Regions from separate parts of the Mus musculus genome. Here region 2 is linked to region 1. A link is a loop called in an ENCODE intact Hi-C map of the cell type or tissue named here. Cell type or tissue: heart. All regions are shown on one strand. Each heading gives the region's core, and the rest is flanking DNA. Links, peaks and the distances in the headings are about the cores only. Region 1 has its middle 20 kb from the start of Gm40451. Region 2 overlaps Parva (parvin, alpha).

The links. A loop is a pair of places that touch in the nucleus more often than their neighbours do. Peaks named below come from ENCODE experiments on the same cell type or tissue, not always from the same donor. Only the 100,000 strongest peaks of a DNase experiment are listed, where the experiment ranks them.
Region 2: it touches region 1 in a loop (4-fold over the local background); 6 of 42 quality-filtered maps call a loop at or near these places.

The regions. Positions count from the first base shown.
Region 1 is chr7:112,646,882-112,663,337 of GRCm38, forward strand. No RefSeq gene overlaps it. Among named protein-coding and RNA genes, the nearest start is that of Gm40451, 20 kb to the right of the region's middle. In heart, for the core only: CTCF peaks have their summits at 8,740 (motif pointing left) and 9,860; a DNase peak (open chromatin) is centred at 9,400; H3K4me3 peaks cover 917 bases; H3K27ac peaks cover 4,328 bases.
Region 2 is chr7:112,466,424-112,482,879 of GRCm38, forward strand. The region is part of intron 1 of Parva (parvin, alpha); the gene reads left to right. Among named protein-coding and RNA genes, the nearest start is that of Gm45998, 23 kb to the left of the region's middle. In heart, for the core only: a CTCF peak has its summit at 7,427; DNase peaks (open chromatin) are centred at 5,068 and 6,338; H3K27ac peaks cover 2,134 bases.

The DNA.
Region 1 (16,456 bases), core at 7,106-12,105:
ATTTATTTATTTATTATATGTAAGTATACTGTAGCTGTCTTCAGACACACCAGAAGAGGGAGTCAGATCTCGTTAGGGATGGTTGTAAGCCACCATGTGGTTGCTGGGATTTGAACTCAGGACCTTCGGAAGAGCAGTCGGGTGCTCTTACCTGCTGAGCCATCTCACCAGCCCCAGCAATGTTTTATGAATAGAAATTGACAAGTTGATCTAAAATGCATATAGGATATGCATTTTAAAATATGCATTTTAAAAATGCAAAAGTCAAGAAGAGTCAAATTCAGCTTGGGAAAAGAAAGGAAGAACAAAGTTAGGGCTGGGGATGAGGCTCCATTGGCAGAGTGCTTGGTAGCATATAGAAAGTCCTGGGTTCTGTGCTCCCAGAACTGCTTCCCGGGAGAAGCAGGAGGATCAGGAGTTCAAGACTATCTTCAGCTACATGGTGTGTTCAAGGGCAGTCTGGGTGGGATACAAGATATAGTATTCTGCCTCAAAAACGGGAGTGGGAGTGGGGGTGGGTTGGACGAATTATCCAGGCATCAACAAAACATTTAAAATAAAGTAAAGTTATGGAGCAATTACATTCCCAAACTGGAGCTGGAAAATGTCAGTGTAGAGGAGAAGGACATTGTGTAGAAATGTCCCTTCCTGCTCTTGTTCCTCACCATCCAGAAAACCTCAGCGCTACAATGAGGGCCTTGTTGAACAAAAAATGAAAACACTGGGTGCTTGCGAAATATTTGCTGACTTGACTTTAATCACCCAGTTCTGTTTGTAGTTTTTTTAATAACAAATATTACCTCATCAAATGACTAAGAATTTCCCGTATGCATCCTTTAGTGACTTGGGGAAGTGGGCAGATACTAACAATTGGATTCTGGAAGAGTGACGTTTCTTTTTTTCTTCCTTACCTTTTTCTTTCTTTCTTTCCTTTCTCTTTCTTTACTTTTTCTTTCTTTACTTCCTTTCATCTTTCTTTCTTTTTCTATTTCATATATACATACACATACATGCATACATAAATACATATATATATTTTTAGTCATATGCCCATATCCCCTATCTTAGGGTTCTATTGCTGTGAAGAGATACCATGACCACAGCAACTCTTATATAGGAAGACATTTAATTGGAGCTGACTTACAGTTTCAGAGGTTTAGTTCATTATCATGATGACAAGACATGGCAGCATGCAAGCAGAAATGGTGCTGTAGAAGGAGCTGAGAGTGCTACATCTTGATCCACAGGTAGCAAGACACTGTGTCACACTGGCCAGATATGAGTTTATAAGATGTCAAAGCCCACCCCCACCCCCCCACCCCCCCGCAGTGAAACACTTCCTCCAACAAGGTCACACCTACTCCAACAAGGCCGTACTTTTTTTTTTTTTAAAGGCTGTACTTTTTAATAGTGCCACTCCTTATAGTTCAAGCATTTAAACATATGAGACTATGGGGTCCATACCTATTCAAACCACCACATCCGCCATTATTATCCCTTCTCCCCTTCTCCCTCCCTTCCACTTTACCCCTTTCCTCCCAACAAGCTACTCTTGTACGACGACATTCTTTCATGTACGTGTGTGTGACCTACTGCATTTATTGGGGTTGTGTGTATGAACACGAGTTGGGCCTATTTATTTGTGCAGGGGCAGCTACACCACTGAGAAATGTAACCCTTTTCACCCCCACCCCCAAGCTGGTTTTCTATAAAGGCTTTTTGTCTCCTGTGTGATCCACAGGATAAGCCAGTAGTACTGATTCTGCGGAAACCTAGGAGGCACCTGGCTGGCTCTGTAATTCTCACAGGTGCATGTGTATTTAACAGCAGCATCTTTATCTCCACACCCGGCCTTGGCACCCTGCTCTGCGGTAACTGAACCACTGAACAAAGAGCGCAGCTTGTGGGCTCCAATCAGCTTCCTCTGCAAACAGTGGCTCTGTGGGGGCCTTATCTTTCCGTTCTCACTCCTAAAATGAATATTTCTGCTATAATGAAAATGGAACAACCTTTACAGACTACAAAAGAAATGTCTGATGTCAGAGAACAATTGTTTTCAAAATAAATTGAATACGGTATTGTCCAGTAAGATTACCATGTTAGAGACTTTAGTCTGCAAGATAAGAAGACACCATGTCAATAGAGGCACTGTCCAGTCAACAAGTGCTCCACGGTACTAACTCGGTAAACATAATTAGCCTTAGTTTTGTCTTGTTTTTGTTTGGTTTCGGTTTTTGCTTTTAAATCTGTTTATGGTAGCACATACCTATAATCCCAACTCTCTGTAGGCAGAAGAAAGAAGTCCAGGACTTCAAGGCCAACTTGAGCTACCAACTAATTTGGCAAGCCAGCCTAAAGTCTATGCAAAATCTTATCTAAAACAATAGATTTTAAAAATATACTTGATGCCAAGGCCGAGTCATTGCCTGGGAAGTGGCAGTGAGGGCAAGAACAGCTTCAGGTTGCCCTGTGTCTGAGGCAGGTGGAAGCCCAGAGAAGGACATGGTAGTTTTGACTTTTGGGGTTATTTTGTTTTTTGAAACAAGGGTTCTCTATGGATCCCTGTCTGTCCTGGAACTCACTCTGTAGTCTAGCCTGGCCTGAGACTTGGAGATTCACCTGCCTCTACCTTCCCAGTGCTGGGATTAAAGGCGCAAATCCAGCAGGAGAGCTCTTCTTTGCCATTGCCCTGAGCTCTCACTGGCATAAGCCTGATTCAGGCCTTTCTCAGCATACGTCCCTTTGTCCAGGTTTTACCTCTAACCAAACCCATGATCAAATCACTGCTTTATAAAAAGCCATCCTTTGCCATTCCTTATACCAGCTCAAATTGGTTAGATTATGCTGAAGCCACCAATGTCCTGATCTTAGTGGCTTTACATAGCAATTTGTTTCTTGCTTATGGAAGAACAGCTCTGTTTGACTGGTGTGGAAGCTAAATTCTTTGGAGGCACTCAGACCTGGGTGGAAGAGGATTTTCATAGCTCCCCACAAATGAAGCAAAGGGACCAAGGCAAAACACAGGTTGAAATATACATCTTCAGCATCAGAGGACAGCATCAGAGGACATTAGCAAGAAAGTAAAGGAATGATCCAGAGAGTGGGATGAACACAGGAAGCCACATAGCTGGAAAAGATCTCCTGTATAGAATATCTGCATCTCTCAGCACGAAGGTAAGTACATCAATCTAAAAGTGGCCAGTGCCAGCATGGTAACATAGACATACTCCTGCAATCCCAATATTTAAGAGGGTGAGGCAGGAGGATTATAAGTTGAAGTCTAACTGGGCTATACAGTGAGCACCTGTCTCAAAAAAGGGGGGGCAAAATATATTCCACAAAACAAAACAAATAATTCATGTACTATATGGGGGCGCTGAAGAGATGGTTTCGTGGTTACAACACACACTGCACATGCAGAGGACATGAGTTTGGTTCACAGCACCCACGTTGACAGTTCATGACTGCCAGTAACTCCAACTCCAGGGAATCCAACATTTCTGAACTCAAAAACACTGACACTCATTTGCACATATACATACATAATTTTAAAGTAAAATAAATATGATTCACATATGCACACATATAGACACACACACAGCCAACAATAACCAAGAGATATTCATTGCCCTTTGTTATTAGGGAAATTCAAGTCAAAATCACCATGAGATATCACTTCATAGTCAAAATATCTACCATGAGAAAGACAAATAATAATACATTGATTAAGCTGTGAGGAAATTGGAGCCCTGGTATTTTGTTTCTGGGAATACAAATATGGGGTGGTCATTTTGCAAAGCCATTTCGTAATTCCTCAAAAAGTTCACCACAAAATTATCACCCAAACTGGCAATTGTATTCCTAGGTAAATACCCAAGAGAACTGGAAACACATGTCTACACTAAGGCATGCATGCCAATGTTGATAGCGTCTTTATTTATAGCAGCCCTGAAGCAGAAACAGCCAAAACTTTTATCAGGCGATGAATGGATAAAGAGAGATGCACTTCATCTGTACCAGGATGCATTATGGATCCACTGACTGATTTTACACGTGGACTGCTCTTGAAGCAGCACACTATGTGAAAGAATCTAGACACAAAAGGCTACATATCACATGGCCTTATTTTGTATGAAATTGGCAGAGAAGGCAAACAAACCCATCGAGACCAGCAGCAGAATACCAGTCATCAGGTGCAGAAAGAAGAGATCAGGTAGTGAGTATCTACTAATGGGAACAGCATTCTCCTTAGGGCAAGGAGAATATTCTGGAATTAAGTAGTTGCACAGCAGTGGCCAATATGTTTCTCTGTAGGCATGCTAAAAACCACTGAATGTTAACTTCAGAAACTTCTTGTGACTAGAATAAACAATAAGGAGCTAGAGAAATGGCTCAGTAACTGTGAGCACTTGCTGTTCTTCCAGAGAACCTGGGTTCAGTTTCCAGCACCCACATGGAAGCACACAGCCATCTATAACTCCAGTTGTAGGATGTCCAATGCCCTCACTGAACTCCAAGGGCATGGCACACATATGATGCACAGACATACATGTGAGTAGAACACCTACACATGTTAAAAATCATTTAGAACCTAGAGACCATCCTATCCTCTGGAGGTAACTCTGGCAATATGATGTGGTGCAGGCTAGTCTAGGAGGGCATTTTTATTTTTCTTTCTTTCTTTTTGTTTTTGTTTGTTTGTTTGTTTTGCTTTTTTAGATAGGCTTTCTCTATACAGCCCTGGCTGTCCTAAGACTCACTCTGTAGACCAGGCTGGCCCCAGACTCAGAAATCTGCCTGCCTCTGCCTCCCAAGTACTGAGATTAAAGGCATGTGCCACCACTGCCCCGCAAGGGCAGTTTTCTTAGTTAGGGTTATCACTGCTGTGATGAATACCATGATCAAAGCAACTTGAGAAAGAAAGAGTTTATTTGGCTTATACTTCCACTATTCCACCTGTTCATCAGCAAAGGAAGTCAGGACAGGAACTCAAACAGGGCAGGAACCTGGAGGCAGGAGCTGATGCAGAGGCCATGGAGGGATGCTGCTTACTGACTTACTCCACATGGCTTGCTAAGCCTGCTTTTTTTTTTTTTTTATAGAACCTGAAGCACCCACTCTCAATGCGCTGGGGGGTGCCACCAGTCACTAATTAAGAAAATGCCTTACAGGGCTGGAGATGGCTCAGGGGTTAAAAACACTAACAGCTCTTCCAGAGGTCCTGAGTTCAATTCCCAGCAACCACATGATGGCTCACAACCACCAATAGTAGAATCTGATTTCTTCTTCTGGTTTACATCAAGACAGAGGACTTATATACATAAAATAAACAAATCTAAAAAAAGCTGGCTGATCATCACATTTTCATCCACACCAGAGAGGGTAGGGAAGAAAGGAAACAGGAAGTGGGGTGAAGGAAACAGGTTGTCGGGTGAAACTATAAAACCTCAAAGTCCACCTACAGAATCCTACTTCCACCAATGAGACTCTATCTAAGAACGTTTCTATAATCTCCCTAACAGCACCAACAACCAGGGACAAAGTATTCAAATTCCTGAGCTTCTGAGAACCCTTGTTCAGATCACTACAAGACTTTTCCCACCCCCAACTCCTTGGCACCACTGAAAATCCTGGGGAAAGAAAACAAAGCAGAACCTATTATCTGACCTAAAATACTGTGTTTCATTTAGACCTTCAGATAATGCCATACCCTATGTGAATTTATTTCTACTTTAACAGAAAGTAAACAAAAGTGTGCTTTTAAAAAGTCCTTCCGTTGGCTCCGGCTCTCAGAGCCATTGCAGTACATTGAGCTCCATAGAGACAGCGCCGAGGCAAGCGCGAGCCGGACAGGCACTGGGCTACTCTGTGCCTCGCGGAGGAAAATCAACTAAACACGGGCAAAGGAGATCCAAAAAAGCCGAGAGGCAAAGTGGCCTCATATGCATTCTTTGTGCAAACTTGCCGGGAGGAGCACAAGAAGAAGCACCCGGATGCTTCTGTCAACTTCTCAGATTCTCCAAAAAGTGCTCAGAGTGGTGGAAGACCATGTCTGGTAAAGAAAAGGGGAAATTTGAAGATATGGCAAAGGCTGACAAGGATCGTTATGAAAGAGAAATGAAAACCTACATCCGCCCCAAAGGGGAGACCAAAGAGAAGTTCAAGGACCCCAATGCACCCAAGAGGCTTCCTTCGGCCTTCTTCTTGTTCTGTTCTGAGTAACCCCTAAAAATCAAAGGTGAGCATCCTGGCTTATCCATTGGTGATGTTGCAAAGAAACTAGGAGAAATGTGGAACAACACTGCAGTGAATGACAAGCAGCCCTATGAGAAGAAGGCTGCCAAGCTGAAGGAGAAGTACGAGAAGGATATTGCTGCCTACAGAGCTAAAGGAAAACCTGATGCAGCAAAAAAAGGAGTGGTCAAGGCTGAAAAGAGCAAGAAAAAGAAGGAAGAGGAAGATGATGAGTAGGAGGAAGAGGAGGAAGAAGAGGAAGATGAAGATGATGGTGAATAAGTTGGTTCTAGCGCAGTTTTTTTCTTGTGTATAAAGCATTTAACCCCCCTGTACACAACTCCTTTTAAAGAAAACATTGAAATGTAAGGCTGTGTAAGATTTGTTTTTAACTGTACAGTGTCTTTTTTTTTTTTTTTTTATAGTTAACACACTACCGAATGTGTCTTTAGACAGTCCTGTCCTGGTGTTATTTACAATAGCCACTAACCTTGCCTGGTACAGTCTGGGGGTTGTAAATTGACATGGAAATTTAAAGCAGGTTCTTGTTGGTGCACAGCACAAATTAGTTATATAAGGGGACAGTAGTTTGGTTTTTGTTTTGTTTTGTTTTGTTTTGTTTTTTCTTTTGGTTTTATTTTTGGGTTTTATTTTTTTCATCTTCAGTTGTCTCTGATGCAGCTTATATGAAGATAATTGTTGTTCTGTTAACTGAATACCACTCTGTAATTGCAAAAAAAAAAAAAAAAAGAAAGAAAGAAAAAAATGTTACGGCTGTTTTGCTGACATTCTGAATGCTTCTAAGTAAATATTTTTTTTATTAAAAAAAAAGTCCTTCCATGTTCTTTTAAGAGTATAACTATATGGCTGGGCAGTGATGGTACATACCATTAATGCCAGCATTTGGGAGTCAGATACAGACAGATCTCTGAGTTTGAGGCCCACCTGATCTATAGACTGAGTCCCAGGACAGCCAGAGCTAGAAACAGAGAAACCCCATCTCAAAAACACAAACAAACAAACAAACAAACTGAGAAGGCCAGGCGGATTCCATGACAGACCTCAAATTGGCAGTTAAGGAGACGAGACCTAAGAATTGGGCGAGTCAAGATAAGTCAACTACTAATAGATAATCACCCCCCCTCCCCAGGCTCCAGCCTTCACCGCCCCCAGTAATGATTCCGGAATGCCTAGAAATAGAGTAAGATAAAATTCATCTATCCCAGAGCTACAGTGTGCTTTAATTGAGACTGCGAGCTCACTTGGTTGTCTCTCTGTCTTGGTAATGGGAGACCCCAGTATGCTGAACACTCTTTTCATTTACACGCTATTTGAGTCTGGGGCATCATTCTTTGGTGAATCATGGACCCTTACAAAACAAGCAAACAAACGGACAAAAAAAAAAAAAAACCAAAACTATAACTATAAAATTATGATGGGCCTGGGGTCAAATCTGCCCCTCAATTTTGGGGAGATCTCCAGAAAGTTCCTCCAGCACCTAAATTTTCAGTTCCTTGTGCTCACTAGCAGACTAAATGAGATAGAGGAGCAACTCTGAAGATGAAATGAACCTGGGCTTGGTGGTAAAGGCCTGTATTCCCAGCTATTTCCCTGGGAGGCTGAGACAGAGGACTTGCAGGTTTGAGGCCTGCCTGGGGATTGTAGCACAGTAGAAGCTTGTTTGCCTACCATGAGTGAGACCTTAGGTTCAATCTCCAGTACTACAAAAAACTAAAACAAAAGAGCAACAATAACAACTAAAACCAGACAACACACTAAATTACGCACCACACACACACACACTGTAAATGCACAAAATGTTCCATAATTGCCACCCTTTGTTCTTATATGGAACTAATGGGGGGGAGCACTGAATATGGATTCAGAAAGAGATTTGTGGCATCCCAAGACCTCTCCCACTTTCCTATATGGTCTCTCTTCCCTCTTCTCTGGACCTACTCACATTATCATTTGATGAACAAATTATCAAATTATGTGTTAAAAATATGAGTCGGGGGCTAGAGAGATGGCTCAGCAGATAAGAGCACTGACTGCTCTTCTGAAGGTCCTGAATTCAATTCCCAGCAATCACATGGTGGCTCACAACCATTTGTAATGAGATCTGAGGCCCTCTTCTGGTGCATCTGAAGACAGCTATAAGGTACTTATTTATAATAATAAATAAATCTTTGGGCCAGAGCTAGCAGGGACTGAGCTAGTGGAGTTGACTTGAGTGAGCATGGCCAACCAGAGCAAGCAGAGGTCCTAAATTCCATTCCCAACAACCACATGAAGGCTCACAACCTTCTGTACAGCTACAGCGTACTCATATTCATTAAGTAAATAAATAAATAAATAAATAAATAACTCTTAAAGTGTCAGGGGGCTAGAACAATGGCTGAGTGGTTAAGAACTTGCTGCAAGATCTTCCAGTTGATCAGAATTCGGATCCCAGCACCCACACTACAGCTTACAACTGTCTGTAACTACAGTTCTAGGAGATATGACGCCCTCTTCTGGCCTCCACAGAGACTGCGCACACATGGCGCATATATATATATATATATATATATATATATATATATATATATATATATATATGTGTGTGTGTGTGTGTGTGTGTGTATGTATATATATATATATATATATATATACACACATACATACATATACACACACATAGACCATAGACACACAAACATACACACATACATGAAGGCAACATACTCATACATATAACATTTAAAAATATCCTCAGGCCATATTAAAAAAAAATCAGCAAAGATAAAGATTGAGAACAAATTGTAAATACTTGTTAACAACCACATGTTCCAAAGCTTGTCCATCATTTTCTTTGTGTCACAAACACACACAGGAGACACAGGAGCTCATGCAAAAACACATACTTCATATACATGCACACGTTCAGGCTCTCTCTCCTTCTTAGTAGCCAGGACTTGCAACTTCTTAGAAACATGGATTCAGCTTGAGGCCAATTTTCACGGAACATTCTCTTCATTTCTTCCTTCCCTGACCTTTCACAGAAAGCCCATGCAGCCTTAGAAAGCGGCAGGCTTCTCCCCACTCTCCCCACATGGTCTGTACACTGTTTGGCGTCTGGCCTCTCCTGGCTGCGTCTGGTCTCAATGGAATGTGCTTATCAGTCTCACTCCCGGAAAACGAAGCCAAACAGCCCAGTACCCTGGTAGCTAAGAGGCTTGTACAAGCATGTGACATGTCATCAACAAGTGAGCTGACACAGATTCTTCAGGTTCCTTATCTGCCTATAACTTCTACCAGACCGACGTATCTCCCCACGTGCACCCACTCCTCCAAACTCTGTGCTTCCCACATCCACCTCACTCTCTCTTCTGCTCAGCCTATTAGCATCCATTGATTGACATTACAGCTGACAGTGATGACTGGACCAGTGGAGCTCCCTGGCACAGCTTTGTCATCCCCCGGAGGCTAGAGCATGGGGTAATGGGAGGACTTTGGTGTTGCACAGACTTGGCTCTGAGTCCAACTTCCTTTGAAGAGTATTTTTAACATGTCTTCATATCTCTGAACCTGTTTCCTCATCCGTGGAATGCAGAGCTCATCTCTGCCCCGCCAGGCGTTGGTGGGAAATAAGAAGACACACACTACAGATCATACTTTATATTGTCAGCATCATTGTTTTGCCCTAAGGATAGTTACGGTCACCTAGCAGAAACCTAGAACAAATCATGCTCTTTTTGCATCTGCAATTCGGTTGGTTAATTTTTTGTTTGTTTGCTTGCTATTGTTGTTGTTTTTTATTGTTGTTGTGTGGCATTAGAGAGATGGCTCAGCCATTAAGAATGGTGACTAATATTCTAGAGGACGCAGGTTTGACTCCCAGTATTCATTTTGTGGCCCACAACCACCTCTAACTCCAGTTCCATGGGATTCAATACCCTCTTCTGGCCTCTGTGGACACCAGGCTTCTACATAATGCACAGACATACTGGTAGGCAAAACACCCAAACACAAAAAAATAAAATAATGTATAAATTATGGGATGTAGAAACATCAATCCATCTTTTTAAAAGACTGTAGCACAGGGCTGTTGATGCATTTTAACTATATTTTTCTCATTGATTGGCTTTTCCCACCTTGAAGGTGAATGTAGCTAAAAGTACTTTCTCTCTCTCTCTCTCTCTCTCTCTCTCTCTCTCTCTCTCGTGTATATCTGTGTGTCTGTGTCTGTGTATGCATGTGAGAACAGCTTGGGTTGTCAGTCCTTGCTTTTCACCTTGTTTGGGGCAGGATCTCTTTTGTTTTTCTACTGTACATACCAGGCTAGCTTGCCTGAAGATTTTGGGGGTTCTGTCTCTGCCTCACTACAGGCACTGGGATTACAGATGATCATGACCCGTGTCCGGCCTTTACACAGGTTCTGGAGATCTGAACTCAAGTCTCATCCTTACACAGCCAGTACCTTACATACCGAGGCATCTCCTCCTTAGGCCTTTCATCAGTATTCCACTAAGAATTTTGGAGGGACAATAGTATATATATTATATACTTGAGCAAGTCTGCATGAATGTGCGTGCACATTGCTCTCTCTCTCTCTCTCTCTCTCTCTCTCACACACACACACACACACACACACACACACACACACACACAGTGCCAAGAATAGGAATAGTCAAATATGGCCGTCACACAATCTTGCCTCCCAAGCTGGGAGAGAGCATGTGGAAGCATTAGTCAGGACTGAACACCATTGTCCCTGGGGCAGGGAGGCTTGCAGTGTCAGGCTACAAGTTCTGCTTAATGAAGCCTCGAGGTCTTAATTGCTTTGAAATCCACACATACTGCCAGATAGTTCTCAGAATTGGGCAAGCCAGAAACTTAAATGAGGCCCACATAGGAAGCATCTTCTCTATATATCCGAGGTACAGGAAAGGCCTTTGTGAAGATCCAATGGAGATACTTCTTCCTCTGGCCACCTGGGAGAGAATAGTCTAACTTGAGGTCTGAGGTAGGATGTGTTCCAAGCAATCCCAGAGACTGAGAGCTTCACACACACACACACACACACACACACACACACACACACACACACACACACACTGCTGGCCATCCCCTTTAGCTCTCTGTCTTCTGAGCAGTTTCTAGCACTCCAATTCATATTGTGTTGTTTGTTTGCCTGTTTGCTTTTTAAAATTATGAATATATGTATGTATGTATATATGTATGTACATATGTATGGCATACATGTATGTGTATGTAAGGTAATATGAGCATCCATAAAGGTCAGAGGCATATATTGGTATCTCTACCCTGCTCTGCCTTGCTTCCATGGGGTAGGGTCTCTAAATGAACTTGGAGATTCCCATGTTTCAGCTAGACAGGCCGGCTTGTGAGCTCCCCAAGATCCACCTGTCTCCATCCCACTGTTCTGGGGTTACATGCATACACAGTGGTGCTCAGTTTTTCTTTATGAAGCTGCTTGGGGTTTGGACTTGAGCTGCAAGCATTCTTACCCATTGGGCTACTATCTCAGCTTCTCTTTCTTTCTTTTCTTTTCTTTTCTTTTTTTTTTTTTTTTTTTTTTTTTTTTTGAGACAGGGTTTCTCTGTGTAGCCCCGGCTGTCCTGGAACTCACTCTGTAGACCAGGCTGGCCTCGAACTCAGAAATCTGCTTGCCTCTGCCTCCCAAGTGCTGGGATTAAAGGCATGCGCCACCGCTACCCGGCATCTTTTTCATTTTTTGAGGTAGGGTCTCACATAGAATGGGATCCTCCTGCCTCCACCTCCTGATTGTAGCGATGCATGGCACCATGTTCTGTTTAGGCAGTGCTAGGTATGGAAGCCAGGGCTTCATGCATGATGGCTTCTACCAACTGTGTCTTTAGCCCATGATTTTAAGCCACTAAATTGAAGGGTCAGTTGTCAATCAATCGAAATATGCAATGTTCTGGAGTTCTCAACTGTAGTCCATCACTGTTCTTGTGTCTATTTCCTTTCTCTTCTGTGAGGTTCGCTCTTCCTCGGATTTAGGAAGATTGGGAGGCTGCATGCAAGAAGCCCTGGGTTCCAGCTGGGGAAAAGGCTCAGCAGTTAAGAACACTTGTTGCTCTTGAAGAGGACCCAGGCTCAGTTCCCAACACTCACTTGGCTGCTCACACTAACTATAACTCTAGTTCCAAGGGATCCAATGACCTCATCTGAATTTTAAGAGTATGGGGCATGTACTGCACATACACTTAGGCAGAGCACAAAATAAATAAAATCTTAAAGTTTTTAAAAGGAGTCCTGGGTTCCATCCTCAGTACCACACTAACTGGGCAAACTGGTCTATACCAGTTATCCAAATAAGCAGGGGGTACATGAGTTCCAGTCAAAAACAAAAAATCCAGGAATGGTGGCATACACCTTTAATTCCAGCACTTTTAAGGCAGAGCCTGGCAGTGAATTTCTGGGAGTTCAAGGAGACTCTATCTCAAAAAAAACAAAACCAACCGTAACAAACAAAAAAAGAAAGAAAGAAAGAAAGAAAGAAAGAAAGAAAGAAATTCATAAATAAATGCATGTTTGTGCTTGTGACTGTCATCTCTCTCTCATTCCACCAAAGTGATAACTATCATTTAAAAATAGCAGTTTCTAATCTAAACAACTACCAAAGTTGCCTACAGGGAGCATCTTTAATGAGGCCTGAATGAACTTGGGGTCACACTAAGGTGCCATTATCGTCACAGCCTTCAGCATTAATGGACTCCTGCAGTCCCCTGCCTCTCTGCCTGAAATGGTCTTAGATTGCACAGTAATGAAGAGTGAGCGGCTGCCTTTTTGAGAGGTTCCGCTGCCCAGAGCACACTGGATGCCAGGTTTCTTGGGCAACTCTGATTCTGCAGTTTCTGTCATAGTTCAGATGCACACAGGCTTTTGTCAGAGCTCCTGTTCCCAGATGGGGTGTGGGAATTGTGGGTGCAAACCTTTTTACACGTGCATTTCTTTGGTTTGCATGGTCCAAACCCAGGACCTGCAGAGCCGCCTTGAAGAGAAGCAGGCTCCACCCCACAGCTTTATCTACCAGAGGGCACTCCTGGAGGGAGATCCCAGGACAACAAAACTGAATTTCTCCTTCCTGTTTCTTTGTTTTGTGTTTTGTTTTATTTTCTTTGTTTTGTTTGCTCTTTTTAAAAAATATTTAGTTAGTTAGAGTTTTCCAGTACTCAAAAGGCTAAAACCCTACACCCAACTAGCCATCATTGCTGGGATTCAAGCACAGCTCCACCCCCCCCCACCCCCCCACCCCCCTTCCAGCAGCCTTCCCTCCTGGGCATCCGGTCTCTAGCCTTCTTATCTAGCATTCCTTCCCAGCCCTACCCTGGATACTGTCACAGGCTCCTACCAGTCCTCCCCTTGCTGGCCCTGCTTGCAGCATGTGACAGATAGCCTGCTTGCCTTTCTCACTTGGAACTATGGAGCAGAGTCCTCCCCTGGATCCTGTGCTATTATTAGGAAGACCAATACCTCTGCCAGTTGGTTCCTGCACTCTAAACTAGGGTTCCACTCTCCCAAGACAGTGGCTCTTAAGCAGTGCCTTCACACCCTCACACACAGGGACAATATGGTAGCGACAATCCCAACTGTGACATCTAACCACACATGGGAATCTCTGGGAGTTTTGTATGTTTGGTTTGGTTTTGGTTTTCTATTTGTTCATTGTTTTTGAAACAAGAGTCTTATACAGCTCAGGCTGGCCTTGTACCTCCTTCGCCAAGTAGACCACCACGCCTAGCTCTTTCTCTTCTTCCTCTTTTTCTTTTTCTTCTTTCATTCCAGCTTTTCTACAAAAGGTTTCATTAAGTAGCTCGGACAGATCTAGAACTTTTTATGTAGCCCAGGCTGGCCTTGAACTCTTGATCTTAATGCCTTTGCCTTCAGGGTGCTAGGATGTGAACTACTATGCCTAACAAAAGAATGAACAGCTTGCACTCTCTCTTATATCCACTCCTACCTCTGTGGTTCTCTATTAAAGGGGGAAATAGCTGTTAATCAGGTAGACAGGGTATGGTGATGGACACCTAAACTCCTAGCACTTGGGCAGCAGAGGAGGAGTGGAAGATTGGAGGCCCTGCTGATCTTAGAGAGTTCCAAGCCAGTGAGGGCTCCTTTAAGACCCCAGGGATGGCTGATCCTTATCCTTAACTTGATGGGATGTAGAGTCATCTGTAGACACATTTCTGAATGTTTCTGGGAGGATGTTTCCCAAGAGATTTAACCCAAGAAGGGATAAGACTCTTCTGAATATGGGTAGTAGCATCCCATAGGCTAGGGTACTGGTATGAATAAAAAGGAGAGAGAAATGACAGCGAGCTAAGCATCACTGGGCACAGTGTGACTGGCCGTATCACATTTCTGTAGCCACACTTTCCCACTGTGGAGTACTGTACCCCCTTAAACTGTGAGCCAGAACAACCCCTTCTTTTCTTCCCTAAGTTGCTTTCTCTCACAGATACCCCAAAGAAAGAAACAAATAATGAGACTCCTCTCTACCTTCTCATTCTAGGAGGCTGTGGATTCACCTGCCACTCCCCATCCAATGCCATCAACCTAGTACTAGAGGTTCTACTGTACAACAAAACAGCCAAGAGGACTACAGTTTTCCTTTCATTCAGTGTGTACTTCCATGTTTAACACTGTCCTCACATATGGTAAGCTACAAATATCAGATAAGCTGCCACCACCCCAAACCCACACCACCCCTACTTCATGTGCTCGTAGGGTGAGTTTTCCATGTAGAAAGCATTACAAGAGGAAAGGAGGACAACTACCCTCCTGTTCCTTCTCTGCATAAAAAGGCATGGCCCACTTACAAAGTGGGTCTCCATCCCAGATTTGGTGGAATAAAGCAGAGGCTATACATGGGAAGAAGAAAGATCTATGGGGCCTGTATGGGAGGAACTGTCTGGAACAGAGAGTAAAAAACTTTACACCTGTCTACCTTAGTTATTGTTCTATCACTGTGAAGAGACACCATGACCAAGGCAACTCTTATAAAAGACATCATTTAACTGGGAGATGGCTTATAGTTTTAGAGAGTCAGTCTATTAACATCATGCCAAGGATAGACAGACATGGCGTTGCAGTAGTAGCTGAGAACTACACATCCTCATCTGTAGGTAGGGGTGGGGGTAGGGTGGGAGGGGGGAGGAGGAAGTAGGAGGTGGGGAGAAGGGGCCCAGAGTGAGCTTTTTGGGAACCCCCAAGCCTACCCCCAGTGATATACCTCCTTCAACAAGGCCACATCTCCTAACTCTTCCCAAACTTCTACCAACTGGTGACTAAGCATGCAAATTTATGAGCCTACACAGGAACTCTCATTCAAACCATTGCACCATCTGAGAGCATGGAGACCTTGAAGATGAGGTGAAAGATGACAAAGAGGAAGGAGGCCGCTTGCTCAGTAACGTGAGCAAACCAACAGAAGAGACAGAAGTTTGACAGAACCAGGGCAAGAGGCCCGCTGTGACTGAGTCAACACTGAGACATTGCACATGCTCAAGGCTACCCCACATGTAGGATGTGGGGCTGGGCGTGAAGGATACCCCTGGGCTTCACACAGGTCATCATTACAAGGTGAAGTTTTGCTTGAATAGGCTGCTTAAAGCCAGTCTGAGTAATAAGTTCCTTTGCCCCAGAGGGGCAGCTACTAAGAGGCTGAGCTTAAAAATAAAAGTCACGCAAAACCACTGGAAGTCTGGAAGACTATACATACATACACAGGATTTCAACCTCTGTGGAGCCCTCAGAGAGGAAGTTCTGAGCCCATAGCTGACTGTGGAGCAATGTAAACTTCCTGAACTATGAGAGCAGACTGTAATCCACATAAGCATCCAACGTAAAAGCTACGTTTCCGGTCTGGCATGTAAAAAGCCAGAAGCCTCCCTCCTCACAATGACAAAAAGCTAAGTAAATTGGAAATTCAACCCCTTCTTCCAAGGTCCATTAGAGAAGTGAGGTCATATAGCAAGCCTCTGCTCCCAAATTGGAGAGACTTATAAGCAAACACAAGAGAGTCACATCTTACCAGGTCTGGAATCCAAAAGCTGAAACTTCCCTAGTGGTTCTGCCAGGATTGAGCACATCTGCACTAGGTTGATAAAATACTGCAGGCGCCGCGTGGGCAAGCCTGGGAGATGAAAACTCCAGGGACACCCCGTTCTTGGGGCTCCCAGACTCCTGT
Region 2 (16,456 bases), core at 4,746-9,745, 180 kb before region 1:
TCAATATATATAGACCATGCTGACCTTGAACTCACAGAAATCTACCTGCCTCTGCCTCCCAAGTACTGGGGTAAAAGGAATACACCACCACACCCGACCTCAATCTTCTAATTCTTCTTTTCAATGTTTTTCATGGGTTATGAGAAGCTAGGGCAGTCCAGTAAGTAATGGCCCCTCCAAATTCCACATATTAATCCCTAGGGCCTTTCATGATGATGAGAAATTAACAGTAAAAGTCAAATTATCATTAAGGTAATCAATCGAGTGACTGTAGAAATAGAAATGATTTTGAATCATCAGGTGTGTGTGCCCACACTGGCAAGGGACCTTAAAAGTGGAGGAGAGGGACCTGAGAGCTACAGGGAGGTGTGGCCAGGGACGAGAGGTCAGAGATATGTGACAGGACAGACTGTAAACACAGGGTGAGGAGCCATGAGCCAAGCCATGTTGGAGGCCACCAGCACCTGAAAAAGGGAAGGGCAGAGATTCTCCTCAGAGCCTCCAGAAGAGAACATGGGCCTGCTGACGTCCTGACTCCAGCCCAGTGAGACCTATTGTGACTTCTGACCTCCACCATTGTGAAATAATGAATGTGCGTTGTTTTAAGCCACTAAATATGTGGTAATTGGTTGCAGCAGAAAGAGGAATACAAACAACATTTTTGTACCAAATATCCTTAACTGTAGCACATTCTGTTATAACCTTTGGCTGAGAAATTGTAAGTCTGGTTTTTTTTCCAGGTGTAGTGAGTGTTTTAAATCTTAGCACTTGGGAGGCAGAAGCAGATCTCTGTGAGTTCAACACCAGCCTGGTCTACATAGTGAGTTCTAGGCTAGATAGGACTCCATCATGAGAACCTGTTTCAAAAGGAAAGAGGAGGAGGAGGAGGAGGAAGAGGAGGAGGAGGAAGAGGAAGAGGAAGAGGAGGAAGTCTCTTTAGAGAGATTGCTTGCCAGGCTATGTGGAATGATATCATGCCTTTGGAGGAGTGACTGGACTTGCTGACATGTCCCTAGCTTCGAGGAATGCAGATAGCAAGCATTTTTCCAGGTGGCACACTGAGTCCTGATTTTAACTGACCATGGAGACCAGGGGAAGCTACAAAATTCAGGGAGCGTGGTTGGATATGCAGTCCCAGGACCCTTAGTCAGTATGGTCCAGGGACTGTGGATCAGGGATTGGATGGCCCTCAGACTGATGTGGGATCTCCTTTGTTCTGCCTGGGATTCAAGATTTAGCTTCCAAGCCTCCTGTGTGAAACACCCTAGCTCTTTTCAGCTCTCAGGAAACTCCCTCTAAGCCTTTCCCCTCCCTTAGCCAGGGCCCCAGCCAGCTGCTTCGCCTCCTGTGCTGCGGTTGTTTTCCCTTGACTAGCTGTCAGGCCGGTCTGCAGAGGGCCAGCCCAGCCTGTTCCAGGCGTACATTTGGGGCTCAGCCGTGGATACATTTGATTGGTTGTGGCTGGATCCAAGGGGTCCTACACAAGGCCTCTTGCTTTCTCCTTTTAGGGAAGTTGGTTCTCTCTTGCTTGTTTCTCCTCCTCTCTCTGGACGCATCACCGGCAAATCTCAATAGGGCCCAGTGCCCGCAACCAGTCTGTGATTCACGCTGAGCCTGCCAGATTGCTCACTCCAAAACCCGTGTCCTTCCTTCCCTGGACACAGCCGAGGATCCTCCACCACCACAACCATCTTAGCTTCAAATGTGAAAATAAAACAGGGGGAAAAATCACCGTAGAACCATTTTTAGTGACTCATCACATGGAACCTTTGTGTAAAACCAAGAGGCTCAGATGGCAGAGAGCTCACCCAGTTAGTGTACCCAAAGCCCTGGGTGCCACCCCAGTACTGCATAAGCCTGAGCATCGTGGTGCAAGCCTGTGGTCCCAGCACTCGGGAGGCCCAGGCAATGGGAAGTGGAAGGGGCAGAATCGGAAGCTGAAGACTGGCTTGACAGAATGGTAAAAGTACTTACTTACTATGAAAGCCTGTGTCCTGAATTCTGTCCCCCAGAACCCATGGTAGGAGAAAACAGACTCCAGAAAGTTCTCCTCTGATCTCCACATGTGTGGGCACATGTGTAATAACATCCATGTCACGTCACTAGGGCTTACTGGTTGCCAATGTAGCCTGAAAACACAACTCTAGGCTCAATGAAAGACTGTCTCAAAGGTTTTTCTTTCTTTGTTCTTTTAAAAGATCCCTTCATTTCTTTTCCTTTAGATATTTAGGTGAACAGTAATAATTTTAAAATAGGCTTTAATTTGTTTTTTTTTTGGAGAAGACTTGAATTTATAGAGAATATATGGGGCTAATACAGGGTCCTCATGTATATCTCATACCCTTCCCCCTACTGTAGACTCACGCTGGTGGGAGACCTTGGTTACAGTGGGTGAGCCAGTACTGATGCACAGCTTTCACTAGAGGACACACCCACACTTTGTTTGGATTCTCTTAGCTCTTCTTACCTAAGAACCATCTTTCTCTGCTCCGGGACCACATTTCCTTAGGTGGGCCCAGATTCCTAATCTCCTTGTGGTAGGGATAGGTTTCAGGCTTTCCTTGGTTCTTATATTTTCTTTCTAAAATTTTTGCCTTTTTTTTTTTTTTTTTTTGGTGTGATGAACATTTTTGGCCTGCTTGTATATCTGTGCGTCTTATTCATATAGTGCTCACAGAGGCAAAAAACAAAACAAAACAAAACAAAACAAAAAAAGTACCTGATCTTCTAGGACTAGGGTTACAGATGGGTGTGAGCCACCATGTGGCTAGGAATCAAACCCAGGTCCTCTGGAAGAGCAACAAGTGCTCCTAACCACTGAGCCATCTGTCCAGCCCCTAGAGCTTATATTTCCAGGAAGTTGGGTGCTTCTGATCATCTCCTCATAGTCAGGCTGCGTTGAGTTGGTGGGTCATGGATGGCCTACGTAGCGTCTGTGAAGTTGGAATCAAATGATGTATGAAGCCTACAGCATGCTTAGAAAAGTCAGTGCTGACACAATGATACACAAGGCTTTCAAGAAAGAGCCTTCTCCGTTTATCCCTGCATGTGTCACTGGCCCATTGTCACTCTCCCTCCTGAGAGCTTCTAGCTTCCTGAGCACTAGACTCCCCCTCCATGGAATGCCTTTCATTCTCTCTACCTGGCTCCCTTCTGAAGTCTTGGGAAAGATGGCAAGGTCTGGTTGACTCTTCACCTCTGCCCTCCTTTTGTCTCCACTTTCCCTGAGGCAACTGGTGCAGTCCCCAGGGCTTGCTTAGGGGTGTGGGACTGATCATTCTGTTATATGCTGGAAAGCTCCCTGGGAGCTTGCTACTCTTCTTCTACCAACACAGCCTGGTACCCAGAAGACACCAGAGGATAAGAAATGGATGGGACATTAGAGAAAGGTGTCATTTTCCAGGGCAGCCTCAAGGAACATGCAGGGTGCCAGCGGGTATGGTAATACATATCAGTGATTCACCTTTGAGTGGATTTTTTAAGGGTATTTTCTCCTTGTCCTAGAGTGTATGGCTGGGGGGTGTGAATATAGTACTGGCCACCAGGGGGCTCCAGGAGGCAGTTTAGCAGCCAGCAGGGGACGAAGGCTGGGGTGGTTTCTGCAGCCACCAGACTCCTGAAAGAAAGTGTGTCAAAAGAGAAGTCTGTTTTGCCACCGATGTGCCAGGCTCTGTAGCAAGGACAGGATGTACCAGCCTGTTCTGCAAACATGTGTAGGCCCCAAATGTCCTTTACCCCAGAGGTCTACAAAGAGGACAAAAGCTACCGAGAGCCATGAAATGACGCTGGTAGAGATAAATGAACTTATATTATGTGTGCGACCAGACCTTGATGAGGGCTTCCTGATTTCCTTCCATTTCAGTGTTTAAAGGGCTCATCTTGGTTTAGAAATTCCTAAGATCGAGATCACCACTGAGAAGTTGGAACATCGGCTGTCCTGAGTTCTGGGAAGACAGGGAGAGGAGTAGCTGTGTTAATCTGTGTGGTGGAGGTGAGATTAGACGTGGATCTGTGGAGTTTTATTCTTCCTCTTTCGTTGTTGATATTGCTATGGTCATAACGACCGTGGCCTTGGTGGATTTGGTTTCTGCTCCATGTTTGTTCTCCTTTGGATAGAAGGAGAATTGAACGAGCAAAATCCTTGGCTGTTCAGAGGGGAAACCAAGCCAGGACCGTTAAGTGACATCTCCAGACCACAGTCAGATCCTGCCTGCCTTCCAGACCTGAATTCTTTGCACATCCCTGAAGGATCTAGTCAAGTTGCCTGTTGGAAGGCCTTCCCATGCCCCAGGGAAGCAGAGGGCTATCACAGCAGGAGGTTGTGACAGGTGAACCCTTCATTAATAACAATAATAAAAAGAACAATTCTATCTTCCCTTTCTGGGGCCATGAGCTTCCTAGCATGCGCAATAGACAAAAAGGACAAGGGATGTCTGTCTGCTAAAATTGAACACTGTGTCCAAAGCTTCTGTAGCTTACGGAAAGTGCAAGCTATGGTAGACTCGACCTTGTGTACGGTTAAGAGGAGGATTCTTCCTATAGGGATGGGCCTGCCTCCACCACTCCAGCATGAGGCTTGAGTTAGTGAATGCTCGCCCCATGCTTGGCTTCGATGTGGGGGTCTGAGCCCAGGTCCTCAGGAGTGTGTGCAGCCACCATGTACCCCACCCCTCAGCATCTTCCTCTTCAGGGTTTGACTTGGCGGCATGTGATTTCACCTGCACAGGATCCTGCAATCTCGCCCATCCGAAGCCTTTGGGACGGGTGTGGTTACGTGAACTGCCACCTAGGCTCTAGGACATTGGCTGCCGGTTCCACTGTTTTTTCAGGATGAGATTCTCAATGGAAAAGTCCAGCAACAAACTGGAAGGTTGTTTGCCCCAGATGAAAGTCATTAATCCCCCACCCAGGGGTCTCTCACAAACAGAAAGTTTATCATTGTAGCACACAGCAAGTCTGCAGAGGAGGAAGACCTAAAGAGAGTATTCAGAGCCTCCTGGGCCTTTTGCCCCACACAACAGTCTAAAGCTTCAGAAAGGCCCCGAATCAGGCGCATGCTCTACCCCTGGCCAGCCCCAGGATCTGAGAGCTGAGTGGTGACTGTGCCTGGCACGCCCACTTAGCCAAACCTCAGCTCCGTGCCAGCGTGGAGCTATTAATTATTTTTCTTTGTCAAACCTTTGTCAGCAACTTCATCCCAAAAGGAATGGTTTATTTTCCCTTTGGCGGTGTTTGTGACTGTAGTAAATAAGAGATAATTACATTCCGGTTCTTAAATTAAAACAAAAATAGCTAGAGGTGCCAGGCAGGAGTTATTTACATTTTCCGATAGCCCACCTCCCTGGTCCAAGACTCGGCACAATTAGTTTGTTGCTTTTCCTGCAAATCTGGAGCCGCTCAAGTGGTTTAATGTGAAATTTTTATTTGTAGTGCCCCCAAAATCATCCTCTTTGCTCCAAGTTAATATTAAATAATACTTCCAATTTTTTTTTTCCTTTTAGCATTGCTGGAGACACTTAAGACCATGAGAGTACAATTGAAATAAGAACATTAAAGTTTTTTTTTAACAAAAGCGTCGTAGCTCAGTGGTAGAGAGCTGTCTGCCAAGGCATGATGGCCTAGATTCAGTCCCTAGTGCTACCTAACACAATACGAAACAAAAATAAACACGAGGAAGAAAAGGAAGCGGGCACTAAGGAGGTATAAGGTGAAGTAAGAGAATGCATCAGAAAGCGTTTGGAGAGTCTTATTTTCTTTGTTTGTACCCTGTTGCTTATCTGGGTATCAGCCTCTGATTTGGCAGAGGGAGAAAGGCATTCTTGTGGCTGCAGAGAATTCCTTTCTTGATTCCTTGAGTTGGTGTTTGGAAAGTGAAAATACAGTCCAACGAATCCTTACAAACATTTGGTCTTATTTTCCTAAGAGGTAAACAAAATTATAAAAGGTGATATTTGAAATGGAATCTAGAGAGCTAGCAATGTGGCTCAGCAGTAGTACACTTGCCTAGCATGCACGAGGCCCTGGGTTTGATTCCCCAGCACCACTCAAAATCTGGGGAGAGAGGGGATTGGGTCCTTTGTCACTTTGTCATGTGGGACTTGGATGGTGAGGAATCCAAGGATCGTGGTGACCTGGGTGGGTGAGGTTCGTGCTATCTAAGGATTGGGCTCGGAAAGACTCGGCAAAGCTTAATGACAGGAAGGCTTCTGGGTGGAGATGTGTTCTCTCCAAAACAACAAGTCTGACCACAGAGAGGGATGGGGGCAATGTTCTTTGTGAATGGAAGGCTAGACGTATAGTGTTACATACCATAGGCCGGCAGGAGCAAGCGGCAGGCCCCAGACAGCCTGCCTTAACTGCTTGCTTTTCCCTCCCCTCAAAATGCCTTGATTATGTAACTTACTGAGGACAGTCAGTACCATGACTTCATCCCGAGAAGGTGGAACCCGTTCATGGTTCTCAGCGCCCGCCCAAAGGCATTGTGTATCTGAAAGCAAAGATGTGATGAGAAGCCTGGAGCACAGGGATGAGAGAGAAACTGGTCTGCCGCATCAAGTCATTCTTAGGAGGCTCTCCCTTCAGGTTGTAGGAGCAAGCTGAGTTTTGACAGCTCTGCATTTCAGCCACACTGCCCTCATCAGCAGCCCGCAGCATCACTGTGCCTGTCAGAGCCCATCCCTAGTAGTGCTTTGATGACCAGACAGCACTCTCTGAGGTCATTGCCACTTAGATTTATTTGGAGGGGACAGGGAGAGGATTAGCTAGTGTTTATTCTCAGAGCAGGGCTGACCTTTACATCATCTGAACCTAAGACATTCTATGGGCTGCAGTGTATATTATCCCAGATCTTAATTTGAAGCATAAATGTTAGACTAATTTCCTTTTGATATATGACAGTAGTAGAATTCAACATTAATATGATCAGTCAATAATTCAACTTCTATTTCAGATATCAAAGAAATCTTTCTGTCTCCAGTCAGAAGAAAACAGAAAGGGATTTAACATTTTGCTAATAACAGTCCCTTTTCTATTTATTTTTTTCCTTAATGAACCGGCCTTGTAACCGATTGATTTGGTCTTTGAAACCCACGGGAGTCGTGCGGAGCTCCCAGGATTCCCATGGAAAGACACAGAGTCTTCTCCACTTTAGCTACTGGCATTGATCTCTGCCTGCCTTATTAGGAGCAGAAAGTTTGAAAAGTTTCTACTCTGCTCCCCTTTTTCAGCGGCAAGATGCCTCCTCGTGCTGAACTGGCTGCTTTGGGAGAGAGGCCTTAAGTGGGATGGGGAGGGGGTGGGGGCGGGGACCAGGGCAGGGGCGGGGATGGAGTCTTCCCACTCCGTGAGGATGATTGAACAGCCTGGGTGATGAGTTTTAGAAAGAGTTTCATCTGTAGAATGATTATGGCCATGCTGAACACAAATGGCTTTGTCACCATTAGCAGGCAGATGGAGCATGTGTTTCGTATTATTAATTCGAGGCGGCCGTTAGGGCTGCTCCAGCAACTCGTAAGATTGCAGGGCCAGCCAGTGAGCATTTGCTCTAGTTCATGTCTGTAAGGGGCCCTGTTCAGATGATCCCTGGCCCGGACAACCACTCTGAAGGGGATGCTGTATGACACCATCCCTGCCCCAAATGAGTGCCTCACTTACAGGAAATAAGTTAAAAAGAAAGATGAGTCAGGGGACTTCAAAGCAATCCCGTTTCCTCAGAACTGAAATCACAAATACCCCAAACTCAAGAGTTCATGGACATTCCTGTGCAGCTGAAACCTTTGCCCAACTCCAAAAGGTCTCCCTGTACAGAAGGGACAAGGCCTGCCAGGAAGATGGAACAAAGGTGAATGAGAGAAGGAACAGGCTTGGGGCTGGGGCTGGGGCTCCGGCTGGGGCTCCAGCTGGGGCTCGGTTTGCAGAATGCTTGTCTCCCCTGCAGGGAACCCTGGCTTTGATCCTCAGCACAAACCAGGTGTGGTGGACACTCAGTAATCCAGCACTCAGGAGGTGGAGGCTGGAGGATCAATTTAAAGTCATCCTTAGCTACAGAGCAAGTCCAAGGCCAATATGGAATATGTGAGGCCATGTTGAAAGAGAGAGAAAGTGGGCTGCTTTAGAAGTGGAGGAAACAGGATTGCTCGAGACCAGGTTTCTCCGGCCAGTGGGTAAAGGTGGTTGCTGAATAAGCCTAATGACCTGAGTTCCGTCCCTGGAACCCAAGGTAGGAGAGAACCGACTGCCCAAACTGTTCCCCAACCCTCACATGTGTGTTCGTACTTACACTCATACACACAGAGCGATAATACACACTCAGATGGTGATGATGATGATGGTGATGGTGACGACAGTGGTGATGATAAATAAGAAAGGGGAAATGAGGAGAGGAAAGAGGAGAGCAGTTAGGAGGCACTGAGGGCAGGAGGATGGCAGGTTGGAAGGCGAATGACTGTAAGAAGGTCGGTAGCGAAGTCTCATCTTGCAGAAAAGTGTGAGGCAAGTGAACTCCCCAGTATATCCCCTAGTATATGTGGGCTTTTGTTTAGCAGACAGCCAAAGTCAAAACAAGACTGTGTGTCTTTTAAATGTCATTAGTTATTGATGAGCTCATAGAGGAGAGAAGTAAGGGGTTTTGTTTTGAAACTAGCTTTAGTGGATGCTTGTGTCTGAGAAAACCAAGTACCGCTCTAGTTTCTAAGCGCAGTTCAGGTCTGCCATCTTGAAGGAACACACGTGTAGATTGATCAAAATGATTGACCAAAGAGATTAATGGATATTGCAAAAACGTTCTGACCCAACCATTACAAAGTTAGGATTTAGGAATTTAAATCTTTTGTTGTTTCGAGACAGGGTCTCAGGTAGACCAGGTTAGCCTGGAGCTTGCTGTGTAACTGAGGCTGTGTAGCTGAGGGTGACCTTGAACGTGTTCTCATCCTCCTGTCTGCAAGTGCTAGGACCATTCTTAATCATCAGGTGTGCATCACCACACCAGCCCAAATAATACATTCTGAAGAAATAAACGGATCAGGGATGAGTTGTGTTCATCTCCCATCTCTGTCTTAAAAGGAGTTACACTGAAATCCCATCATGAGTTGCTGTTGTTGTTGTTGTTCCTTTTGAAATTTTTTTTAAAATTTTTTTAGTTACTTTTTTTTTAAGACAGGGTCTAGATGGGGCTGGAGAGATAACTTAGTCATTAAGAATACTTGTTGCATAGTAAAAACTATTCTCAACAATAAAAGAACCTCTGGTGGAATCACCATGACAGACAGGTAGATCAATGGAATAGAATTGAAGACCCAGAAATGAACCCATATACCTATGGTCACTTGATCCTTGACAAGGGAGCTAAACCCATCCGTGGAAAAAAGACAGCATTTTCAACAAATGGTGCTGGCACAACTGGTGGTTATTAGGTAGAAGAATGCGAATTGATCCATTTTTATCTCCTTGTACAAAGCTCAAGTCTAAGTGGATCAAGGAACTCCACATAAAATCAGAGACACTGAAACTTATAGAGGAGAAAGTGGAGAAAAGCCTCAAAGATATGGGCACAGGGGAAAAGTTCCTAAACAGAACAGCAATGGCTTGTGCTGTAAGATTGAGAATCGACAATTGGGACCTCATAAAATTACAAAGCTTCTGCAAGGCAAAAGACACCGTCAATAAGACAAAAAGACCACCAACAGATTGGGAAAGGATCTTTACCTATCCTAACTCATATAGGGGACTAATATCTAATATATATATATAAAGAACTCAAGAAGCTGGACTCCAGAAAATCAAATAACCCTATTAAAAATGGGGTACATAGCTAAACAAAGAATTCTCACGTGAGGAATACCAAATGGCTGAGAAGCACCTGAAAAAATGTTCAACATCCTTTATCATCAGGGAAATGCAAATCAAAACAACCCTGAGATTCCACCTCACACCAGTCAGAATAGCTAAGATCAAAAATTCGGGTGACAGCAGATGCTGGCAAGGATGTGGAGAAAGAGGAGCACTCCTCCATTGCTGGTTGGATTGCAAGCTTGTACAACCACTCTGGAAATCAGTCTGGCGGTTCCTCAGAAAATTGGACATAGTACTACCGGAAGATCCCGCAATACCTCTTTTTGTCATATACCCAGAAGATGTTCCAACTTGTAATAAGGACACATGCTCCACTATGTTCATAGCAGCCTTATTTATAGTAGCCAGAAGCTGGAAAGAACCCAGATGCCCCTCAACAGAGGAATGGATACAGAAAATGTGATATATTTACACAATGGAGTACTACTCAGCTATTAAAAACAATGAATTTATGAAATTCTTAGGCAAATGGATGGATCTGGAGGGTATCATCCTGAGTGAGGTAACCCAATCACAAAAGAACTCACATGATATGCACTCACTGATAAGTGGATATTAGCCCAGAATTTAGAATACTCAAGATACAATTTGCAAAACACATGAAACTCAAGAAGAAGGAAGACCAAAGTGTGGATACTTCGCTCATTCTTAGAAGGGGGAACAAAAATACCCATAGAAGGAGTTACAGAGACAAAGTTCAGAGCTGAGATGGAAGTAAGGACCATCCAGAGACTGCCCCACCTGGGGATGCATCCCATAAACAACCACCAAACCCAGACACTTGCATATGCCAGAAAGATTTAGCTGAAAAGACCCTGATATATCTATCTCTTTCGAGGCTATGCCAGTGCCTGGCAAATACAGAAGTGGATGCTCACAGTCATCTATTGGATGGAACACAGGGCCCCTAATGAAGGAACTAGAGAAAGTACCCAAGGAGCTAAAGGGGTCTGCAACCCTATAGGAGGAACAACAATATGAACTAACCAGTACCCCCCAGAGCTTGTGTCTCTAGTTGTATGTAGTTGTATGTCCCTAGTGGGCCATCAATGGGAGGAGAGGCCGTTGGCCTTGCGAAGATTATATGCCCCAGTTCAGGGGAATGCCAGGGCCAGGAAGCAGGAGTGGGTGGGTTGGAGAGCAGGGCGGGGGGAGGGTATAGGGAACTTTTGGAGAGGAAACTAGGAAAGGGGATAGCATTTGAAATGTAAATGAAGAAAATATCTAATAAAAAAATAACATTAAAAAAAGAAAAGGGGGGCTGGTGAGATGGCTCAGCGGTTAAGAACATCGACTGTTCTTCCAATGACCTGAGTTCAAATCCCAGCAACCACATGGTGGCTCACAACTATCCGTAACAAAATCTGATGCCCTCTTCTGGAGTGTCTAAGACAGCTACAGTGTACTTACATGAAAGAAAGAAAGAAAGAAAGAAAGAAAGAGAGAGAGAGAGAGAGAGAGAGAAAGAAAGAAAGAAAAGGATACTTGTTGCTCTAACAGAGGACCAAGGGATCAAGCGCCCTCTTCTGGCTTCCCCAAGCATTGCACTCACATGCACAGACACAGAATTAAAAAAAAAAAAAAAAAAAAATATATATATATATATATATATATATATATTTTGGAGACAGAGTTTTTCTGTGTAGACTTGGCTGTCCTGGAACTCACTCTGTAGACCAGGCTGGACTTGAACTCAAAAATCTGTCTCTGCCTCCCAAGTGCTGAGATTAAAGGTGTGTGCCACCACCGCCAGGTGTAAAAATAAATCTTAAAAAAAAATGGATGAGACTACTTAAATAAATGGTGGTATATCATAATAAGATTTATAACATGGTTAAAATGCAGTTCTGTATACTTGTGGAGACTGATTTTTTTGTAGTGTATTGCTTATAATGTTCTTACATGAATCACATGTATTTATGTAATTACATGTGATTCATGTAAAAACACATATTTGCACTTGCATTTAACAAAGTCTGGGAACATAGTCCTACAGTACCAACAGTGACTGGATCTGGAGAAGAGAGTTTGAAGGGCTTCATTTTTCCGTCTGTATTTTCCAAATCCGTTTCGTACCATGAATATGTATAACTTGCCTAATATAAAAAACTGGGAGGAGGGAACTTTTGCGCTCAGAGAGCATTCACTTAAGCTCCATTTCTACAGAGAAGGGCCCAAGTTAAGAGTGAGTTTATAGAGCCTTTCCCAAAATTGAAGGAATAAAACCCAAAATATCCCAAATATCAGGGCTAAGGCTGGGGCTTAGTTGGTAGAGTGCTTGCCTAACCTGCACAGAGTCCCAGGTTCGATTCCCAGCAGTGCATGAATATAGTGAGGTATGCATACCTGGAATCTCAGCACTCGGGAGGTGGAGGCAGGAGGATCAAGGAGTTCAAAGTTACCCTGAGTTATTGAGAATTGGAGATAAGTATGGGGTATGTGAGAAATCCACCCTGTCTCAAAAAAACAAAAACAAACAAACAAAAAAAAAACCACAAAAAACAAAAAACAAAAAAAAACCCACTAAATAACAAATAAGGATTGATTGATTGATTGATTGATTGCCTCGAGCACCTGGTCTGAGACCTTCTTTCCCACTTAGGATTGGCCTGCGTGGTCTAGAAGTGACAGATGCTCTTCTACAGGCCGTTTTTTTTTTTGGTGTAGGCAGTTCTCATGAGGGCTAGCTTTCCTCTAGACTAGATCCACTGCTGCTCTGTTGTGACAGGAAACATTCATGGCCATCCTCAGCCAGCTTTGGGTGAGGTGGGGGAAGCCAAGTTACTGATTTCAAAGACAGCTCACTACCCAAGGTACAAGTCACTGGACAGTTTCTTGGTCTGGGTCCTGAGGTCAGCTGACTGAAAAGCCTTCCCTAGTCTCAGACATTCTCCAAGACAGTCTGTGGACCGAAGCAGGGTTGACAGTGGCGGGGACCCAGGCTGCCTGCTTGGCTCTGGCAGGGTGGTGTGAGTTTTGTTCCCTGGTCTCTGCCTCTCCCCAGTCTCCTCCTCCTATCTGCTCCGAGGCTGCTGTGACCTCTAGATGAAGCTTTGGGCTTGGGCTTTCCGCTCTCGTTCTCTGTGTTGCTTCCAGCTGGTCCTCTCCCTGGGGCAGGATGGGTGTGGGAGGAAGACGGGACAGCTGGGGTTCTCAGTGGGTGGGTTCTTGGCCTGAAGCCCTGTGGATCTTCTCTGCCTCACCAGCACACCAGTTCCATTCCCACCTCCAGAGATCTTGGTTGGGACTTAAGATCCAGTTCTGACTGGAATCTGGAGCCAGTTTGCAAATCCCTGGTAACTACCAGTCACGGAAGCTGGATGAATATCATCTTTGCTCTCCACTGGGAGACCCGGGCCGCTCACTAACTGTATCAGCTAAAATTTCAGACTGAGAGTTGGGGGTAGAGGCAGGATTAACCACCCAACACAAGGAGTGCTCCAGATGGAGCACTGTAGCGGGGCACACTAGCAGAGGTGACCAACGCGGAGCACCCTTAGACACTTTATGTGTGATAATTTCCTGAAGGTCTGGATTCCTTGTTCTGTTTGCAGAAATCAAAACAGGCAACCAGCTGCAACTCAAGAGTTCTTTAAAAAGCAACAAAAAGTTGGGCTGTCAAGATTGCTCAGTAGGCAGAGAGAGGTCTTGTCCCTTAAGTCCCCAGAAGCTGCCCACATAAACCAGGAGGTGGCACATCTGTGACCCCAGTGCTCCCATGGTGAGAAAGGAGGTAGAGACAGAAAATCCCCAAAGCTTGAGGGTAGCCAGCCTGGCATTCACAGTGGAAAACAACAAGATACCCTGCCTCAACCCTGTGGAAGACAAGGACTGATAGTAAGGTTGTCTTCTGACCTGCACATGTGTATGCTGTGACACGTTCTCTCTCTCTCTCTCTCTCTCTCTCTCTCTCTCTCTCTCTCTCTCTCTCTCTCTCTCTTTCTCTCACACACACACACACACACACACACACACACGTCATAAACACCTATAAGATATATAAGAAAAACAACCATTGTCATAGAGTACTCAAGAAAGACAGGCTGCCCTCTGGCTCAGCCGTTTAAAAACGTACATTCTAATTAGTAGTCATTCACACTGTTATGGCGCTAGCCATCCCTAACCCTTTTCCTATTGTAAAGCTGAAACCCAGCACCCATGAAACAGCTTCATCCCTCCTTCTGCAGGTCCTGGAGAACAATGCTCTGCTTTGTGTCTTTACAAATCTGAGCTCTCTAGGAGCGTCATAGAGTGGAAGCATTGTGGGGGGCCATGTAGCTTAGTGGTATGGTAGAATCCTTACCTGGCATGTGCAAGGAAAACTCTGTGCTTGGTTCCCAGTAATGGGAAGGAGTATATGCTTGTGTGGACGTGTCTGTGTGTCTGTGTGTGTGTGTACATGTGTGTTTGTGTGTATGTTTCGGTGTGTCTCTCTATGTGATGTACATGTGAGGATCAGATGGCAGCCTTGAGTGCTGTTCCCCATGTGCTGTCTGCCTTGTTTTGAAACAAGGTCCTCTGTTGCAGGATATTTGATCACACTGTGAACCCAGATATGTTATTTACTGGAAAAGAATGTTTATAGTGGGGTGCCTCAAAGAGGCAGAGAAAGATGACCTTATTCCTCATAGACTATGTCCCACCATAACCTAGCAGACTTCTTCCCTCAGGGAGATCTTCAAGGAAGAGGGGACAGATAGATCAAATGAGTCGGTAATCCATACAGTGGCTGACCTCAAGCAAACAGTGTTTTCCAGACACAACATGGCAGTTGCACATATAGCCAACATACCTGCACAAACATGTACATACCTGTGCAAGCTCAAGCCAGACAACAATGGCTACATGGAGGGAGGAAGGTAGGCAGGAAGCCACACCACTAGGTGAGGGGCTATGGGTAGCTGATAGCTGCTGGGAGAGGCTAGAATGGGTTCTCTTTAATGATGTAACTCTTGGCAGGTCAGCCACATGCCAGAACAGGCCACACACCCAGGACCAGTTTGGTCAGTATAAACTGGACTTGATGGAGGAGTGGGGGTGGGGGTATGGGGAAGAAAGCGCAAAGTTGGGAGGGCTGAGAGGGAAGGGTGTGGACAGTGAATGGAAGAGGAAATGGGGGAGGGGAGAGAGACTGTACATCTTAAATGACTAAGGAAATGGGGGGGGATAAAGTATATGGTATAAAACGCTCAAAGAATTAATAAAAATAGTACTTAAAGAAGAAAAACATTCTGCAAGCTACCCACATGTGAATGTGCGGCATCGTAGGAGTACAGACAATTACATACAACAGTAATAGAATTAAGTTAACATTTGTTTATACTACATATAAACTATATAATTTATACTATATGCACACATACCTTTCCCTGTGATGATGGCGGACATGCTGGACAGCAGTAAACACGAACCTTAGAGGCATGTCTGCCGGTGTTTGCCTGCACACTGCTGTCTCACCTACAGCAACATCAGAAGGATGTAGCTGAATTCAGCTTGGCAGGCCACTGAGATGGCTGGTGAGGCATTTGTAGCCCAAGTCTAAAGACCCTTGAGGAAAGATGAGACTGACTCCCCAAAGTTGTCTTCTAACCTCTACATTTATGCTGTGGCATGCATCATGTGGCCGTGAATGTTTACAAATTCAAACATATATCACACATCCTCACACAGGTTCACACAAAAGATTCAGATAAGCATCAAGGAACAGTGAGACTCACTTTTAAGTGACCCAGGACAGGTGCCATCTTGGTCCAGACTACTTCTATCAAATTCAGATGCCACGAACACAAAGCAATGGACTTGGCAGAGTCATTTTCCTGGGGGATTCTGTCCACTTCTGGAAGCAGGATAATAGTAGTTCTAATGAAGTCTAGATGTTTCTGTGAGGAGATGTAGTCTCTCTCTTTCCCAGTTCCCCATGTTTCTCTGAATGAGGCCTGGGGTCCATTCTGTCCTCATTTCCCATGAGGGTGGACACCTCATCTCACTAATTCCCTGGGGAGTGGGGCAACTCTGCCTTTTGTAAGCTAAACCCTGACTTCTCTGATCCCACAGCAACCACATACATGACTTTGGGAAAGAAAGATCCTTGGCTAGTTTTCCAGGCTAGATCAGAAAGTTGGTAAATTCTGTGGATCCCAGCTGACTCATGCTAACTTTCCATCTCTCAATCCAACAAAATGCCCAGTCTGTCTTCTGAGAGTTAGGCTGGTGGGATTTTAAGAGTTAAAGGAAAAAATTCTTAGCTCTTGTCCCATCACCAAAACTGTCTAATTACAGATGATCAGAATCAGAGACCTTGCAACATTGTTACAAATGGCAGGGGTGCTGCTGCTGGACTGTGTTCCATTGCTACAAGGATGGATACCTTAGGTGGCCATATTTGATACCACATAATCCAGACTGGGCTGTTTTGACCAGATGGCCAAGCAGGAGGCTTGCTTGCCTGTGGCCTATCACGAGGTTTGGCACTTAAAGATGAGCCGGGCAATAATTACAGCATCTTTCTTAGTAGTCCAACCTGGAAAATACCAAGACAACAGAATGGCGGGCAGTCAAATTACCACTGAGATACGGGGATGCGCGGGGGCTGAACTAGACACTGACA